2 separate regions of the Mus musculus genome follow, and region 2 is linked to region 1. A link is a loop called in an ENCODE intact Hi-C map of the cell type or tissue named here. Cell type or tissue: left cerebral cortex. All regions are shown on one strand. Links, peaks and the distances in the headings refer to the core of each region. The heading gives the core; the rest is flanking DNA. Region 1 has its middle 68 kb from the start of Colec10. Region 2 overlaps Samd12 (sterile alpha motif domain containing 12).

Region 1 (8,962 bases), core at 3,534-6,033:
ATAAATATTAATGAATGTGAGTAATATTTCCCCAAAAGATAGTTGTTTCTGAGAAAACACAAGTTGAACTTATTGTAAAATCTAATTTTCAAAAGTACATTGTAGCATTGAGGGAGTGTCTTCTGAATCTCCCCAGAGTTGGTCCACTTTGTTTTAACTGAAATGTCTTCTGAATTGAGGAAGATTCAGAAAGTTGAATTCAGAAGTCTGATTAATCCCTAAGCTTTCTCCCTTGCTGTTTGTGCTTTCCATATGTTTTAGCCAGCGAGAACCCCAGGGAGAATCAAGGGAGGTTTTGAATGTTTGTTCCCCTTCTCACACCTTTCCTGTGAATCACAGGAGGCTATCTCCTGGACCAAAGTTCTCACTTGTGGACACACAGAGGTCTCTCTTCAGTGACCACACCCTCCCATTTCCTCTCAGACGTACAGGTATCAGTGCTGCTCCATTTTTGTCAGCCTAAGATTTCTGTGTTTCTCCTTGCTTTGCCTGGGTTGTCATTATCTATCCTTGGTTTAAGTTTACGCATTGTGAGTACAGCTTCTGTTTTGTGCCAGTCCTCTGATAGACGCAAGACCTGGAGGGAGGTTAAAAAAAGTCATCAGCACCGGTCAGTCCTGGTGGCAACATTTGACTTCATTGCTTGCTGTGCTGATAGAAGAAAGCAAAGCATCAAAGACAACTTTCAAGTTACAATCTCATATTCATAAGCATGCGGATTATAAGTTCCTTACAGGCACATGTTCTGTTCCTACTGCCACGGGGGGAAACCAATTATTTATAGCTTTGTTTATTTCAGTGTCTGGCACCAGATTTAATAAGTACTCGTTACTGGTACTACTTGAAATTTACTAAAAAAGAGATAGTTTAATTTATGATTAAAACCAATTTTTTTTTCAGATGTCTGCTCTGATGAAGTCACCATCACTCGTCAATAACTTCTGAATGAGATTTAGGAAGAATATTTATTAGGCATAACCAGAGTAGACCATGTAGAAAAGTTTTATTCATGTCTTTTCACACCAACAGAACTGAAGTAAAGTAAAACATGCAGATATAAATGTGTTAAAATACTATGAATCATGACAATGCATGTTATTTTGACAGCAGCGCTGCATGTGTTCCATATGTACATGTGCATATCTACACCTGACTTTCTAACCTATTGGGAAAATACTGTATTTGCTAATTTTCTGCTGCCCTGTATTCTGATGTTTCAACATTTTTCTATGTGACACTTAAAAGTGTCTTTGTTTGTGTGCCTGTCACGATGCACATGGGATGAGCTTAGGAGTCAGTTCTCACCTTCCACCTCCTGCCTTTGAGGCAGGGTCTCTTATTGCTCTTCACTATGTATGCCAGGATAATTGGCCTGCAAGCTGCAAGGGCTCTGAAGTTCTCCTTTCCCCCATATTCCATTTCACCACTGAAGCTTTGGGATTTCAGTTATCCTCTACTACATATAGCTCCACCCACGACTTCATATCCTGAGATCTGAAATAGACATTCACACTAGTGCGGCAAGCATTTTACCCCCAGAGCTGTCTCTTCAGGTCCACAATGATGTGACACTTTAAAAACTACATTAGCATGTATTGCACATCATACATTGCTTATTACTTTATATGTATTAAGACCTACAGCAATCTAGTGTGGTAAGTTGTTTATTCCTTCCATTTAAGGGGAAGGTACCTGAAACACAGAGTTGAATGATTTGTTTAAAATCACTGTCTATATCCTTAACCTAGATCTTTCAATACCATTATTGTCCTATGTTTGGTATGCTGTCCCTTCTAGAGCCCACAAAAGGGCTACCATCCCTAGGTCATTCTACACTGAGAACACTTAATTTTGCTCATGTAAAATATATGTGATTCATTGTACCTTATTTATTTATTTAGAGACAGGTTTTCACTGTATAGTGTTGACTGTCGTAGAATTTACTGGGGTAACCTCAAACTCACAGAGATATACCTGCCTCCACCTCCGCAGTGCTGCGATTAAATTGTGTGTCACCATACCTGGCCACATGATTTATTTTTGACTGAATTCTCTTCTGTAAGAAAAGTATTTCAATTGCTAGGCATAATGGGCCACTTAAACAACAATATTTTGTTCTAACTTATAGGAATAAATATTTTTCATATCAAAAAGTGTCGTGTGTGTGTGTGTGTGTGTATACCAAAGAAAAAGAAGCAATACATGTGAGAGAAATTAGGATGTAAAAATGGTATCTGGAGAAGGTTGGGGAAAAGAATGGAAGAGAGAAAGTAATGTAATAATTATATGTTAATTAAAACTAAAGAAGATTCACCTCAGTAATCTATAGGGGACTAATCTAACTTTAATAAAGGAATATCCATCTATGGGGTCCAATAATGAAATACTATATGAAGGAATAGGTACTCAAACCCCTTCAGTCTCTGTCTTATAAAAGCATGCTGTGAAGCTCTCTAACTTTTTCCTTCTTTACTGTGGCAACCTATGAGATTAAAGGTGACCTATTGGATCCTTATGAGGTGGAAAAGCATGCTTAGCCTATTCTCAACTGTAAATTGAGTAAAAAATGAACTTTGTTATTCTGTGATGCATAACCAGAAAGTCTATGCCAATAGTAACTAGAGTAGAATAGGTGCCTTTAACCTAGGATTTTAGAAATGGCTGGGTAGGACAAGAACATCAAAATTTTAGGTCATTACTGCTTGCCTCAGCAAGGTGATATATAAGTGCATGTCTAAGAAAGGAACTGGCCACTCCATGAGTGAATCAAGAGAAGCAACGCATGGGAATCAGGGTCTTGCCATGTAAGATGCTGAATCCTTGATGATGAGAAGCCCTAAGAAGTTGAATAAAGTCCTAATATAGCAAATTTCAGCAGAACATAGACTTATTAACTGTATTTCCAGAGATTCCACAAGAAAAAAAAGGCATTGGCTTAAGAGAGATTATGGTGACAGGTTGGGTGAGCCAGGGACTGATCCTGGAAACATAGACATAGGACTTGAGAACTCCTCTGTCAAAGAACTCTGCGCTTGCATATGGGGCTAAAAGTAAGCAGACCAGAAACCTACTTACTTCTGAATGGTTTACATTGCTAAGGAAACTACAATCCTTATCTTTAAAAAAATCATTTGATTTTTTTCAGACCTCAAAGTACTCTTAGGTCCCAAAACCTTTGAAGAAAAAAAGTCAAACTGCACAAGTTATCACAGCTCAAGGATAAAGCATGGTCTCCAATATCCACATTAGATGTGGCCAGGGAGAACAATGAACAAAGGAGATGTCCTTGCCACAAAATGATGGCTGGCAGAATGCCTCAGTCGAAGGCATTCTCTTTCCTCAGAGAGAAGCCCTGCTGATGGGGTCAGCAAGTAAAACTGCCTATGTGCACTTATCATAACTCCCAGAACAAGCTCCAGTTCTCAAATTGACAGTATGGCCAAGTTTCCAAATATAATGAGTCATCTTAACAGAAAAAATGTTGCTTTAAAGAACAGAAACAGACATTGTTTCATCCCTGAAATGTAAGCTTGAAATAAGTGTAAATACAAAATAAGATGACGACAGGCATTGTAACAATTTGAAATACATTATAGAGCTTGCATGCTTGCTGTGTGGAAAATTGCAATTGCTAGCGCCCCATTTGGGAAACTTCCAGTAACTGGTCAAATACTCAGGGAAACTAAAATCTCTGTGAGTTTGAAAGCGATATGGCATTATAAAATTGAATTCGGACCAGCAGTTACATCCTTATGGTCTTATTCATACAGTAAGCATAGTCTGGCTGGTTGGATCGAGGTTCAAACCAGTGTTCTCAAGGTGGAGCAGGTCAAAGGGAAATGTTGCCTTTTATTACCAGCTTTAGTTTAAGGCTGAGGACTCATTATTTTACACCAAAATAAATGCCCCGCACTGTGGAATAACAGATCACATCTTTTAGAAGAAATCTTGAGATGAGATGCAATGTAACTGCAAATGAATTCATGCTTACATCTGTCATATCTGACAAGTGTCTCTGGGCTGAATCACTTGGCAGGAGCAAGTTAACTGAGAACCGGAGGATGAGAGAGAACAGAAGGAAATAAGGAGTGTGGGAGGCATTCTACAATTTAACAAGAAGACTAATGATGCCTTGTGATAGTTATATATAAAGTTCCACTGGTCTTAGGACACTGGGTAGAAGAACTAGATGGTGTCAAGACTTTTAAGATAGAAAGTGCTGAGTAACTATGATGGTGGAGGCATAGCCTACATATACCTAAATACATTAGTTGTATTTTACATATTTCCCTTCTCCTACTCAGCTCTTCATTTAAATTTAAGTCAGCACAGTTCAAATACTAGTGCTTCCTATGAGGAGGATTAATGTATCGATCTCTGGATAGATAGATAGATAGATAGATAGATCTCTGGATAGATAGATAGATATGAAGAATATATCAACTCTATGGCTAACGAGATCCTCTATTATACCCTCACACTTGTCATTGTAATGTGTTGGAACATGGCCCAAGAATGGAGTTGTGTAGAATAATTCTTAGTACTTGTGAGAAAACTCCAAGAAAAGAAGAGTCTTGTGACCTAAGTTTTTTCAAAAACACAGAATTGTTCTTGAAGTGTGTTTTCAATCTCCTCCAGTCTGGCAGACTGGAGTAAGTTTACTTCAGATTATTCATTACACTTGGCTATTATTATTTGTTTATATGCCTCTATGGAAATAAATGCTTTTGCTACATGCAATTTGTCTGCTATGTGTGACTTGTCCTTATAACTGTACACTTTACTCATGTGACTCTTCTTAATAAATTGTCCAATGCTCTGAATAAAGTTGGCTGATGAATCAGGCTTTAGTCTGCCTTATTTATTGACTCCATTCTCCTAAGGTCCTACAGCCTTTAGAACAGTGGCAAGAGTAAAATAAGATCAAGAACAAGCATTTGGGGCAACTACAGGTGCTGAGTCCTGCATGGTCATGGAAGAGATAGTGTACCTCATCGCCTCCATGAATGTTGACAGTTGCTTGGCATGAAGCTTGTTTGTTTAAAAATATGTGTATTTTACTTCATGTTTCTCCCTCGGGAAATATTCCCCCTGCCAAAGATTTTAGGTAATATCCTCTTTGTCAAGTTTAATGTCTCCATGATAATCAGAGACAGACAGAGTCTGGGAAGTGAGGGTGTATTTATGTCTTCAGCAAAAATGGTAAACTCTGTGACCTTTAGGATAGCTCTTAAGGCTGTGGGAAAGAACTCTAAAAGCACAGGTTCAAAAATAATTTCTCAACTATGCAAAATACAAGGATGTAGTATGAATTATATGAAGGACTTCACAGACCTAAAAGAATATAAACAGCAACAGTGTGAGACAGTTTGTCAGAAAGATACAAAGGCAGGAAGATTCCTGAGTTCAAGGTCAGCCTGGGATAGAGTGGTCCAGGTGTGGTTGGAATGGTAATCTCAGGATAGGATCTCACACAGCCAAGTTTATTGTTTGTACTTACAAAGGTAGGGAGATATCTGAACTCATTTGCAATTTTAAAAAATATGCTTGCTGTCTTTTTCTAAGAATCAGGGGGTTGGGGTGAAGGTATGCTGATTCATGGGATAATCAAAAGGGAATCTGGAGTAAAAGACTCAGCTTTGGTCTGTGAGAACTGACTGTCTGCTTGAGCTGCCCGGAGTTCTCCAGAGAAAGCTGTCTTGAGCAGAACACAGGTCACCAGCTTGTACCCCATGATTGACTTTAAGTCTTTTTTTTTCTTGCTGCTTTCAAACACCCCTTCTCTCAGGACCTCTCTCCAAGATGAGGCTGGTCCTTAGCACACAGGTATTATGTTATTGTGTCTGATGTATTGGCTTTCTCTCTGAACTGATAAAGAGGAAGAATGAGAGTCTGAACTGTATCAACTTTCCTCTAATATGACAAAAAAGCAAAACAAAACAAAAAACAACAAAAATGACTAAGATAACCAAAAGATTAAAATACACTGGATTTAGAGCTGTCATAATCAAATCATGGTCCTGTCTCCTGTTTTCTTTCTTGCTTCCATTTGTGTGAGCTGGACTTCTGTCTCTTGTAATTGAAACTCCTAACTCAATAAGCCTTCATACATTTTGTATCACATCAGGTTTTTAATCATTCCTCCCAGTTTTCAACTCCAAGCCACATCAGGACTATCTGTATTAATCTTAGTTTTCCATTGCTTGCTGCTTTTTAAAATTCAAGGTCTTCAAATTTTCTAGCTTTTCTCGATTCTTATAGGAATATTCCGCATAGGCAAAGATTATCCTCAGTTGGCTTCAGAAACATGTTTGGAGTTTACTCTGTTTGGGCATTTTATTTGCCCATTTGATTTTGTTTCTGTCTGGCTTTATACCTTGTTTAGATACTCAAGATGCTGAATTTTATACAAGAAATGGACATATTGCCCTCTGGCATCTGGTTTGGGTTGGTCAATGTGCAGCACATATCAGAAACAGAACAGAGGATTCAGGACAACTCCTGAGCTTTTGGCTTCCCTCCCTGACTGGATGCACAATATCTTCTGATTTCCCAGGAAGTTCTTGCCAGGTAACTCTTGTGTGAATGTCTGTCAGGATCTGTAAGTTGTTTCAACCACTAGCTGCAGAGGCTGTGACTTCCCAATGTGTTCATTACCCAGTGAAAATTCTTCTCGGGACCTTCATAAACACATCACCTTCACGATTCTTCTGAACTCCCTTATGTATATGGGCCATGTTTCTCAAAGTTTGCACGATAGCATCTTGCACAAAATAGGACCCATAGGTAGCAGTGATTTTGCATTCTATTTCCAGCTCTACCACTTATGAAATAGTTGGATAGACACCAAGTTATTACTTGTTATATCCTGGACACTATTTTGACATTTGCTCTATGAAGATGAATGTGGCACCATAAGATATCATCCATAAAACTCAGAATAAACACTTGACAGACACAAATCTATAGCACATCACATTTGGACTTCACAGCCTCTAGAAATAAGAGAATTAGATATCTGTTGTCTATAAGCCACATAACTTTTTTCTGTTCCTTCTCAAGACAGAGTTTCTCTGTGTTGCCCTGGCTGCTCTCGAACTCACTGTACAGACCAAGCTGACCTTGAACTCAGAGGTACACCTGCCTCTGTCTCCCAAGTGCTGGGATTTAAGTCCTGTGCTATTATGCCTGGCTATAAGCCACATAACTTACGACATTTCCTTATAGCAACATATTTGAACTAAGAGGCAACAACACACCAAGTGAATAAGCATAAATCAGGAAGGTGAACCTTCTGTGAAAATTACTAATAGATATATAGGTTTGAAAATGTGTATCTAAAATTGCAAATGATGAGGGTGAACTTATAGAGAAGTTTATAAAGAATGCATATTCATTCATTCATTCATTCATTCATTCATTCATGTTGCCTGTGTCCTGGACAGCTCTCAGCCCGATCCTACCTGCACTTGGGGATTGGGAGTAAGTTGGTGCAGAGTCAAAGACACAGACTCTGGGAGCAGGTGAGAAATGCTGCAGCAAGCTCTTTGAACATTGATGAAAATTCCTTTAATACCCTCTACTCATGCTCACATTGGTCCCAAGAAAGTATCTATTCCAAACAGCAGTTCCTGATTGGCTGGCGTTACTTGTACCAGCAATCCTTGCTCTCTCAGGCAGTCCTCAATTAGGTCCTCCTGCAGGGATGCTGGTGTCACAGGCAGTCATCAATTAGGTCCTCCAGTAAGAGACGCGTCAGCAGCTGCACTGCCCTCAGTATTTACATAGAGGCAGCCCTGCCATTCCTGCTACACATTCCCTCATCAAAATGTAGGTTTTGCAGGACCAAGGGGGCTCTCTTCCCATTGATGGCCAACTAGGCCATCCTCTTCTACATATGCAGCTAGAGACACATGTCCCACCATGTGTTTTCTTTGATTGGTGGCTTAGTTCCAGGGAGCTCTGGGGGTACTGGTTAGTTCATGTTGTTGTTCCTCTTATAGGGCTGCAAACCCCTTGAGCTCTGTGGGTGCTTTCTCTAGCTCCTTCATTGGGAGACCCTGTGCTTTGCACAATAGATAACTGTGAGCATCCACTTCTGCATTTGCCAGGCACTAGCAGAGACTCACGGGAGACAGCTATATCAGGGTCCTGTCAGCAAAGCTTGGGGAGTCTTGTGGAAGAGTTAGGGAAAGAACTGAGCAAGCCCGAGGGGTCAAGGACACCACAAAAAGACCTACTGAGTCAACTAACCTGAACCTGTAGGGGCTCAAAGAGACTGAATCACCAACCAAAGAGCATGCAGGGGCTGGAGTAATGTTTGCAATAGTGTCTGGATTTGGTGGTTGTTTATGGGATGGATGCCCAGTCCCTGAAGGGTCTCTCCTTCAGTCTCAGCTCCTAACTTTGTCTCTGTAACTCCTTACGTGGGTATTTTGTTCTCCCTTCTAAGAAGGATCAAAGTATCTACACTCTGGTCTTCCTTCTTCTTGAGTTTCATGTGTTTTGCAAATTGTATCTTGGGTATTCTGTGTTTCTGGTCTAATATCCACTTATCAGTGAGTGCATATCATGTGTGTTCTTTTGTGATTGGGTTACCTCACTCAGGATGATATCCACCAGATCCATCCATTTGCCTAAGAGTTTCATAAATTCATTGTTTTTAATAGCTGCATAGTACTCCATATCAAGACTTTATGTTGATGGTAATGGGTAATGCAGCTTAATGGTAGAGCACTTGCCTAGGATGTGAAAATATTGACATTTGATTCCCCAGGCCACAAAAATCAATAAATAAGTGAATTATCACCATGAAAAAATGACAAGCTGATAAATAAACTTGATATCAATAAATGGATATGCATACAACAAAAAATGTAGGTTTTGTAGATGTTAAGAGTTCACAGTTTTATTTTGTGAGGTTAACAGAGAAAAAATGATTGTTGTCATGGATAAATTGAAT
Region 2 (8,962 bases), core at 3,643-6,142, 580 kb after region 1:
AGGTGCCTGGAACACAGGCTACCTATGAATGTTCCTTATTCTCTCTGCCATTCCTCCCCTATAAAAAAGGTCTACTGTTTAGCACCTGTTTTACACTTTAACTTTTTACTTATTCATGCCAGCCACACTCTCTAATTAGCAACAAATTAGAGGGTTTTTATAATGTGTAACCCTCCTTTTAAGTAAACTTGAACTTGTAAAAACGTTAATTGCAAGTAGGGCACTTACTCATTTTGCTGAATGTGTGGCTTCCTATTTAAGGTGGAAAGTGGGGTCCTTTGTTTACTGTTTTATAACTACTGTGATGCATACATACATACATATATACATATTACATTGAATTTAAGAAAATCCTATTTGTTTATTAGCCATAACCGTGGCGTTTGCTTTGTTTTTCATTTATGGGTGCCTGAACTTTTACATAACTACCTTAGGTTTTCATGTGTTATGTTTAGGTCTTGTGTTTAGCCCAGTGTGTACCCTCTGTGAATGAATGAATGAATGAATGAATGAATGAAAGATGACAATTTGCAGGGTAGAATTATGAGTGCTTTTATTTCTGTACCTGCTCCCATACACATGTGCTTTTCAACCATGGGATAGAATATCCTCTTACAGTCTGCATTGTGCTGAGGTTGTATGGTCATGCCGAATATTTTTAAAGGAAGACTCTCTAGTCATCTGCTCTCCATGCATACAGCATGAAGGCAACCCTACTCACCGATGTGATTCTGACCTTCAGAGTTAGTTGTACTATTATAGGGAGAGGGGGAAATGTAGACCAGAAATACTGATCCACTAGCAGTAATGTTATAGTTGTCTCTGTATTCTATGAGCAGTGCCTGGAACTTAGGAGACAGCAGTTGTTTCATGAATAAGCGCATGTTTCACAGAGCTAGAGAAGGATTTATCTCCATGGGGGATTTTTTTTTTTTGTTAGTTCGTTTGTTTTATTTGTTTTGTTTTAAGAGGAGTGAGCAGCCTGCTCTTAGTGTTTCTACAGCAGGGCAAACAGAATAGCTCTTCTTAGATGGCAAGAAGATGAGTTCCAATTTTCAGCACTAGAAGCCCCCCCTCCTGTCAAGCAAAGTATTTCAAGTGGAAAGCTGTGTGCTCTAAGTGACGTTTGTGATCCGAGTTGTTGTTCTTAATTGATCATATTAGTCTGTCAAATGATATCTTACAATCCATTCAGTGTTCAGAGTCTGTAGTTTTTCTGGAATGAGCCTCTTGAAAGGCTAACTAACAGCTGGCAAAGGGGAAGAGAATAGGTACTTTGTCGAAGTCATGGGATACTGGGTTTGGAGACCTAATAAATGCTGACCCTACCCACCTTGGTTTAAGAACTAAGCCCCTAGAAAGGAATAACAATATGAAATAACAATACCACCTTTATCACAAGCGATCATCTTGGGTCACCTTTCAGACTCTGAGTCATTTAGTCAGTGAGCATGTTCATACTGCTCTTTGGGTGAACTCACCCTTGTAGAGGCTCCACCCCTCATACTTACAGCCTTAAAGCAGAAAGAAATGACATCCACAACTTCCTGCGGAAGCCTGTGCCCTGTGGCTCCCAGAGGCATGCACATAAGATTACTATCCTCTGTTTTTATCCCTGCAAGAAGATGAGGAGAGAGACCAGAAGCATTTTGATGAAACCCTCTGCTCTATGCAATGGACAAGAGGCTTCTCTGCCATTGTGCTATCCCACCAAGACTTTTATAACTCCCTTTTCATTCTGTCTTATGTCTAGCCCATGTGTGCTCTCTGAATGAATGGGTGAATGAGAGTTGGATGAGTCACTGGGTGTGATTATGAGTTATTTGAATCCTATACTGAACACCATGTTGAGGAATTCCCAACACTGTCTACCTGTAGAAGCAGTGAAACCATGGGTATCTCAATCCAAATGTTCCCACTCTCTCTTGTCTGTGTCTGTTTGTCAATTCTCGCTGACTCCATGCACACCTGCCAGAACCCTGATTCCCACAGATTGAGGGGGGACGACTGAGCCCAGTCCATGGCACTCTTCCACTACATATGCCATTAATGGTCTCCTCCTCCTCCTCCTCTTCCTCCTCTTCCCTTTTTGCTTAATTTCATTTTATTTTCTAGCCCATCAGATCTGATTTACCTGCCTCATCAGCTCCTCTTGATCACTTTGTTTGGAAATAAGAACTGTGGACTGGTTACTCATCACTGAAAGTTCCTAGGGAGTGACTACATGAATAAGAAAGGAGGCCTCAAAACTGGGATAGGAAACTAGCTGTGGCAGTGGTCCTTGCCACTCCCCATAGCTCTTGCAGTCTGCTTCAAACAGGGCTTGGTCTAATCCCATGGTTGCCTTACATAGATCAGGCTTTACTCATCTCTTTCATCTTACCCTGTCTTCCTCAATCGCTTTGCTGTTCTCATAGGCCAGAATGCACAAGGGCTAGAATAGAGATAGGGAAATTCTGGAAACCTTTACCGGTAGAACTGAGTGAAGCGCTGAGTCATGGCAGCTGCTGTGGTGACATGTCATCGAGAAGCCATTGGGAGTATGAAGCCTTAAACTCCGAAGATGCTATGTCTTTTATTCATTAGGAGAAAGAGGGTCTTTAGATAGGTTTCCTATTTCTGGCAATGGATATGAGATGCTGTCCTTGTGGAAAGAACTAAGGCAGATATGGTGGCTGACGTAATAAGGAAGAGGCCTGAGCCACTCTGTTCCCATCTCCTCCTCCCCTACCTACAATTTGGTGAAAGAGAGAAACCCAATAGACAGAGTGCTGTAAGTGCTAAATAAAACTACAAGCAACGATAACGTGGGAGGTCTGAAAACAAATGGGGCATTTAGGGACAGGCTAATGGAGGAGTAGCAGCATTGAGTGAGCCTTTCATTAGGATTTATGGGTGTGGTTGTGGGTAAAGGGCATGGAACATGTATGTATAATGTGTGCTTCCAAAAGGGGTTTCTCCCAAATGCTAGTAGTCCCATTGTTTCCTATGGACAAGAAAGTTCTAGAAAGCGCATCTGAGTCTACTTTAGCATATTCCTTTTGTTAAGGGCACTGTCGTTTGCTATGTAGAACTTCAGCACTCTCTAGTCCATTTGGACCTTGCATATATATGGCTCTTTGGAAGCCATAGGAGCAAGTGAGAGAAGTTCTGCTCCTGTATATCATGCTGGTTCCTGCCTGGTTCTGAAGTGGAATGGAACAGTACCACCCTCCCTGAACTGGCTCATAAGAGAAAAAAAGGTGGCTATATTTAGTCCGGTTTTGCTAAAGTGTGGGTGCAAGAGCTGCTTGTACCGTTCCCTCCCTGCATGCAGAGAAGGATGGCACAGCTGCCAGTGACAGGGGTGGCCCGCCTCACTGCCTCCCACAGCCAACTTCCCAGATCTCTGAGGCCTGGAGGAGTAGGTTGGCACGTTGGATTTCTTTACTCCCTGCTGCTTCTGGGTTGCCTCACTGCTGGGGAAGGTATTTGTGGCATTTTGTTAAGCACAACCAAGGTCTCAAGTGATGTGTCAGATCTCTGTGGACTGTTTGATGGAGGTGGTCTTCAACTGTCCTAGGACACCGTGGGTGCTCAGGCCCTCTCTTAGATCCTTCACAACCTTCATGTCTTGTGGTTTCTTCACTGTGGGGTATAGAGTAGTAACGGTGGCTTTAAATATGCAGGTTGTATAGCTAGACAAACTGAACAGCTATCCAGAGGTGCAGAGTGTGTTTCATTGTGTTTCTGGGCAATGCATGGAACATTATCTGAGGTTCTTTTGTCCATTAATCTGATGGGGATACCAAGAGGCATGCCTTCATAGACATACTACAAGTGCTGCCATACTATCAAGGGCAAGTTTAAGACACAGGCTGGTGGTTGCTCAGTGACTGTTCATTGAATGTTAAGCTCTATGCTTAGATCATGCTCTCAACCTACTTAGGAATGTAGCTAAACCATGTGACATAGTATCTGATAGGTATCCAAGTGGAATGGTATCAACAAACTGTAATTGATACATTGAGTATAAAACATCTTCAGTTGAAAACATATCCTAACATATTCATAATCAGATGATATGTATTTACAGGACAACAAAAGATATACATGTATTGGCTTAACTTTTCCTAAGGAGATATGAAAAGATATTTATTCACCCCAGGAAGGGCACCAAAGAAATGATTCTACCTTAAATGCATTTGGTGAATCTCAAGTTTACTTGGGGTTACTTACAGGAGCTTAGGTAAGGATTTATCTAAAGGAGCAGGAACAACTTAAGGGCAGCCATACCACAGAAGAAACGTCAGAGGGGTTGGGCCTAATGAGCGGCTTCTGAATCCCTCCTGAGCCCTGTTAGCCTTTCCTTTCTTGAACAAAGGAATGCTAGTGGGCCTAATCTTATGACAGCCATGCTGGTAATCTGAAGCTGCTCTGAACTCAATATGGGAGCAGGCGTACCTGGCTAAAGGAGAGCATCGCACAAGAAGCTATTGTTCCAGGAACATATTCAGTAGAGAGTCATCTCTCACCTGAATATTGCTCTCCCAAAGTTACTTTAGAAATATCAATTTCATAAACCTTCCTGTCTGTCCATCTCCCTCTTGCCTCCCTTCCAACACTCAGATATACGACATAGAGGCAAAATAAGAGTAATTTCAGCCTTTTCAAGACAGAAGAGATGTGAATGGACTCTATGGAAATGACATTGGTCAACTGGAGGAATGGGGCCAATGTCCCAATTAAAATTAGGCAGAGTTAGGTCTCCTTGCAGAAGAACATCAGCAACAATGTTGGCATATGTGCCCAAGAGAAATATGAAAATTTTCTAAGCCTCAAGCAACACCCTTGGTGATATAGAATATCTTAAAATATTCTGGAGGAAAAATGATAGCTTTTCCAACTAGGCTGTGAAGAGTCAAGTGTGAAATGAAAGATATTGTCCTGCTGGCATAAATCTTGATGGAGAAATTATATAAGAAATAAAAGTAGGTTCTTTTTGTCCTATGAATTCACATCATATTCATAATTATAGCAAAAGTGTGTTTTAAGCGGACATAAAATAAGCTTCTTACCTTCTCTGTCCAGATAAAGTATCATTCCAATTGTGTCGGTGTTATTTTCAATAACTTGGCCTCCATTCGAAATGTATTTATAGACTCCATTCTCAATATAGATATAGATGCATATTTCTTACTCATTTCTTGTTCTGTACTTTATGGTTTCATATTAATATTTTAAAGGTTTTTAAAACTTGGATTATTTGGGTGTGAATCATCTATGGTAAAATTTTATAGTTCTCACACTTTTGGAAAACACATATTCCTGTAACCAACATTGCAATGAAGAGCTAGAACAATTCTAACACCTTGCAAAGTTCATGCATGCCTTATACTCCTATAGTCCCTGACAATACTGATCTGGATTCCGTCTCTGTGATTTTCCTCTTCTAGAATGTCACATAATGCCACATACATCTTGTTGCTATTGAAGAGTAGTACCTGAGCAATATTCTGTGCTGTGGAAATACTGACACTTATTCAGAACACGTGGAGTGTTTCTAGTCAGTGATTGTTATTAGTGAACCACTGAAAACAACTGCTTCCAGTTTGTGTGACTTACTCATTTCTCTTGTGTGAACCAGAGTAGGAGTTTTAAGTCAAATAAACTGTGTTCTTGTAGCAAGTGTTGTAGGAGCTGGGAAGATGGCTCAGGTGGAAATGTGCTTCCTGCAGAAGTGTTCGTACATGAGTTCAGATCTCTACCACTCATGCAAAACCCATGTGTGGTGGCCTGTATCTGAAAGCTCACCAGTGAAGAGGGCTGAGACAGCAGGAAGTCTGGAGTTCACTGGCCAACCAGTCTAGCTGAAATGACAAGCTCTAGGTTCAGTGAAAGACCATGTTTGGAACAAAAGGAAGGAGGACAACAAAAGACCAACCCCTGACGTCAACTTCAGTCCTCCACATGCACACACATCAGATGAGCATGGTCACAAAATAGGCACACGGGTACACGAACACATACAAGCATTCCTCTCCCCAGCACATTAAAAAAATGTTTAGCCTTGTACAGAACTGCCAACCTGTTCTCTGAGGAAGCTTTGCTTCACACAGTGCTCTTTCACAGGGATTTGCGTTCTGTGTCCCAATCATCTTCAGGAGGCCTCACACAAAGAAGAGATTCAGGATATCATGGCTCTGCTGGTTGGGTAGGATTGGAGGACAGCTGTGTGGCTATGACAAGTACACACCCCACACTTCAGTGTGGATATTGCCTAAAAAATGTCTCCAACATTAGCATTTCAAGGAGAAAGGCTCAATGTTTTTTGAGTAGGTTCTGTGAGAAGTCATGGACATCTGGACACTAGTTTTGCCACCGTTGTGTTTGGGAGAGCAGTCAGAAGAGGACATGCCAAGGTGAGCTGGATTTGGGGGAAATTTTGGCAAGTATGTGGACAAGAAAGACATGATTTGACAAGCTTTAAGATCTGAGTGCAGGGATTGGAGAGACAAAGTGGTTAAGAACACCTGCTGCTCTTGGGGATAACTGGGGTTTGGTTCCCAGCACCCACAATGAACAGCCAACAGCTATCTGTAAGTCCAGCTTTATGGGACCTGATGCTCTCTTCGAGCCTTAGACATTGCTATCACATGAATAAAACCCTATACACCTGCGCGCGCGCACACACACACACACACACACACACACACACACACAGAGTTAGTAAACAATAAAGTAAAATATCAACATTTTGCAAAAATCAAGGTTAGTTAGAAAAGGAAGAAAACAGCTCACTGTTTCTGAAAGGATTGGTCTTTCCTGCTAAGATGAGTTAGTTCTGCCTGTGGGATAGTTGACATTAACCTTGTGGCCTAAGGGAAGGTTTGCTCTTTTTACAGTGGATAAATGTTGAGGAAGAAGCTTGTATTTTGCAAGGAGAATTGAGTCTCTTATCAACTGTTCATTTATGCAGTAAGAGCAGTATTTGGTTTGCCTGCAAAATCACGGTATTCTCAGCTAGGAAGTGGGTCTGGCAGTAGATTTGCATCTGAATTTAGCCACAGCCATGGGCCATTGCACTTTTTTTTTTTTTTTTTTAGTTAGGGTTACTATTGTGATAAAACACCTTAGTGAAAAGGCAATTTGGGGAAGAAAGGGTTTATTTCACTCAAATTTCCACATTCCAGTTTATCACCAAAGGCACTGAGGGCAGGAACTTAAGCAGAACAAGAACATGGAGTCAGGGGCTGAAGCAGAGGCCATGGAGAGTGCTGCTTACTGGCTTTATCCCCATTGCTTTCTCTTAGCACCAAGGCTACCATCTCAAGATTGACCCTATCCCCATCAGTCATTAATTCATACAATGCCCTACAGGCTTGCCTATAGCCTGGTCTTATGGAGCCGTTTTCTCTAGTGAGGTTCTTTCCTCTTTGATGATTCTACCTTGTGTCAAGTTGAATGAGTAGCCATCACAACTGAACCTTTGTCAACTTGACATGTAAACACATTGCTTTTCACTCAGAACCTTTCCTTCCTCATTTATCCCCAAGACAGCATGTTAATACTAACTTCACAATATAAAACATACAACTTTAAAAGTTTCACCAACCGTGTAAACAACGCAATATCCAATGTCTGTGATACATTCGAGATCTTCTGAGCTCTTCCCAAGGGCTTGGGTCACTTGCCTGGCTCCACCCTCTGCAGCACACACTGCCTAACTTCCAGGCTCCTGCTGGCTCTCTTTCACCACTGCGGCTATTCTTCGTGGTCATCTCATGGTATTGATGACTCCAAACTGCTTGGTTCTCTTGCTGCAACTGGGCTGCACTTTCACAAATAGTCTTTCCTGGACGCTTATATGTGATCCCCATACACACCCCATCTGAGCACTGAGGGAAATTGGATTCATAATAAAACACTTTTATAAATCTACACAACTTCTCAGCCAGTGTGGGCTTTGTGGGAATATTTGCCAGATTTAAAGGTCATTGCATTTTCCTAACATTGTGTTGTTTTTATTTTGGCATGTTCCAATTTGGTAATTTGAATTTTGTTTACTAGTTGTCTTTTAGAAACCTTAGTGATTTATGATGGACAGTATAAAAATAAGATATTAATTGTGCTCTTTCTTACAGACATTTCTTCTAAGTTGTTGGAGTAAGTCTCTAATTTTTGTGAGCCTAGATCGATCACTATGCATTTGTATCTGTTCATATAGAACACTGCGTCTTGGCTTTTATTGCCATGGTTTGCCCATCCTGGTATCCAAATTCATCCAGCCTGTAATTACTGATAATTGGTATTTTTCTTTGATAATGGATACTTACGTGCCTTCTATATGTTGTACCTCATTAATGGCACCCAGTGGTATAGACAGTTCTAGGGTCATTGAGACTTTCCCTCCTGGTTATTAATCAGTTCAATCAAGGATTCATGCTCTAGCCATGTGTAGTGGTCCATGCCTTTAATCCCAGAACTTGGGAGACAGAGGCATGTGGATCTCTGTGAATTTGAGGCCAGCTGGTTTACATAGTGAATTCCAGGACAACCAGAACTACATAGTGGGACCTTGTCTCAAACAAACAAACAAACAAACAACAAGATTCATGTTTTAAATATAAAAAGGAGGCCGTGAGAGCAAACTGCACACTTTCTTTGTATCAGAGCAAGTGACTAAAGGTCACTGTATGTTTTGTTATGTAACTACAATTGAAAGGTTAGTCCTAATGTAGACAGGCAAAAGTCAAAAATGAAAACATAGAAGATGTGGTGGTTTAAACGAGAAACACCCCTCATAGTCTCAGCATTGGAACATTTGGTCTCCAGTTGGTGTTGCTCTTTGGAGAGGTTTAGGGGTTGCAGTCTTGCTGGAGGAAGTATGTCATTGGGTTTGGAAAATCATGAAGTTGGTCTGCAATAGCTTCCTTGAGAGGCATGAATCATAGATTTTTTTCAAGTTAGAGTCTGTGGCTCC

What was found. Peaks named below come from ENCODE experiments on the same cell type or tissue, not always from the same donor. Only the 100,000 strongest peaks of a DNase experiment are listed, where the experiment ranks them.
Region 2: it touches region 1 in a loop (11-fold over the local background); 2 of 42 quality-filtered maps call a loop at or near these places.

Annotation. Positions count from the first base shown.
Region 1 is chr15:54,474,390-54,483,351 of GRCm38, reverse strand. No RefSeq gene overlaps it. Among named protein-coding and RNA genes, the nearest start is that of Colec10, 68 kb to the right of the region's middle. In left cerebral cortex, for the core only: no CTCF peak of the experiment used is centred there; DNase peaks (open chromatin) are centred at 4,014 and 4,511; H3K27ac peaks cover 1,785 bases.
Region 2 is chr15:53,891,425-53,900,386 of GRCm38, reverse strand. All of the region lies in intron 1 of Samd12 (sterile alpha motif domain containing 12), which reads left to right. Among named protein-coding and RNA genes, the nearest start is that of Samd12, 6.5 kb to the left of the region's middle. In left cerebral cortex, for the core only: no CTCF peak of the experiment used is centred there; DNase peaks (open chromatin) are centred at 4,503, 4,872, 5,440 and 5,613; H3K27ac peaks cover 2,194 bases.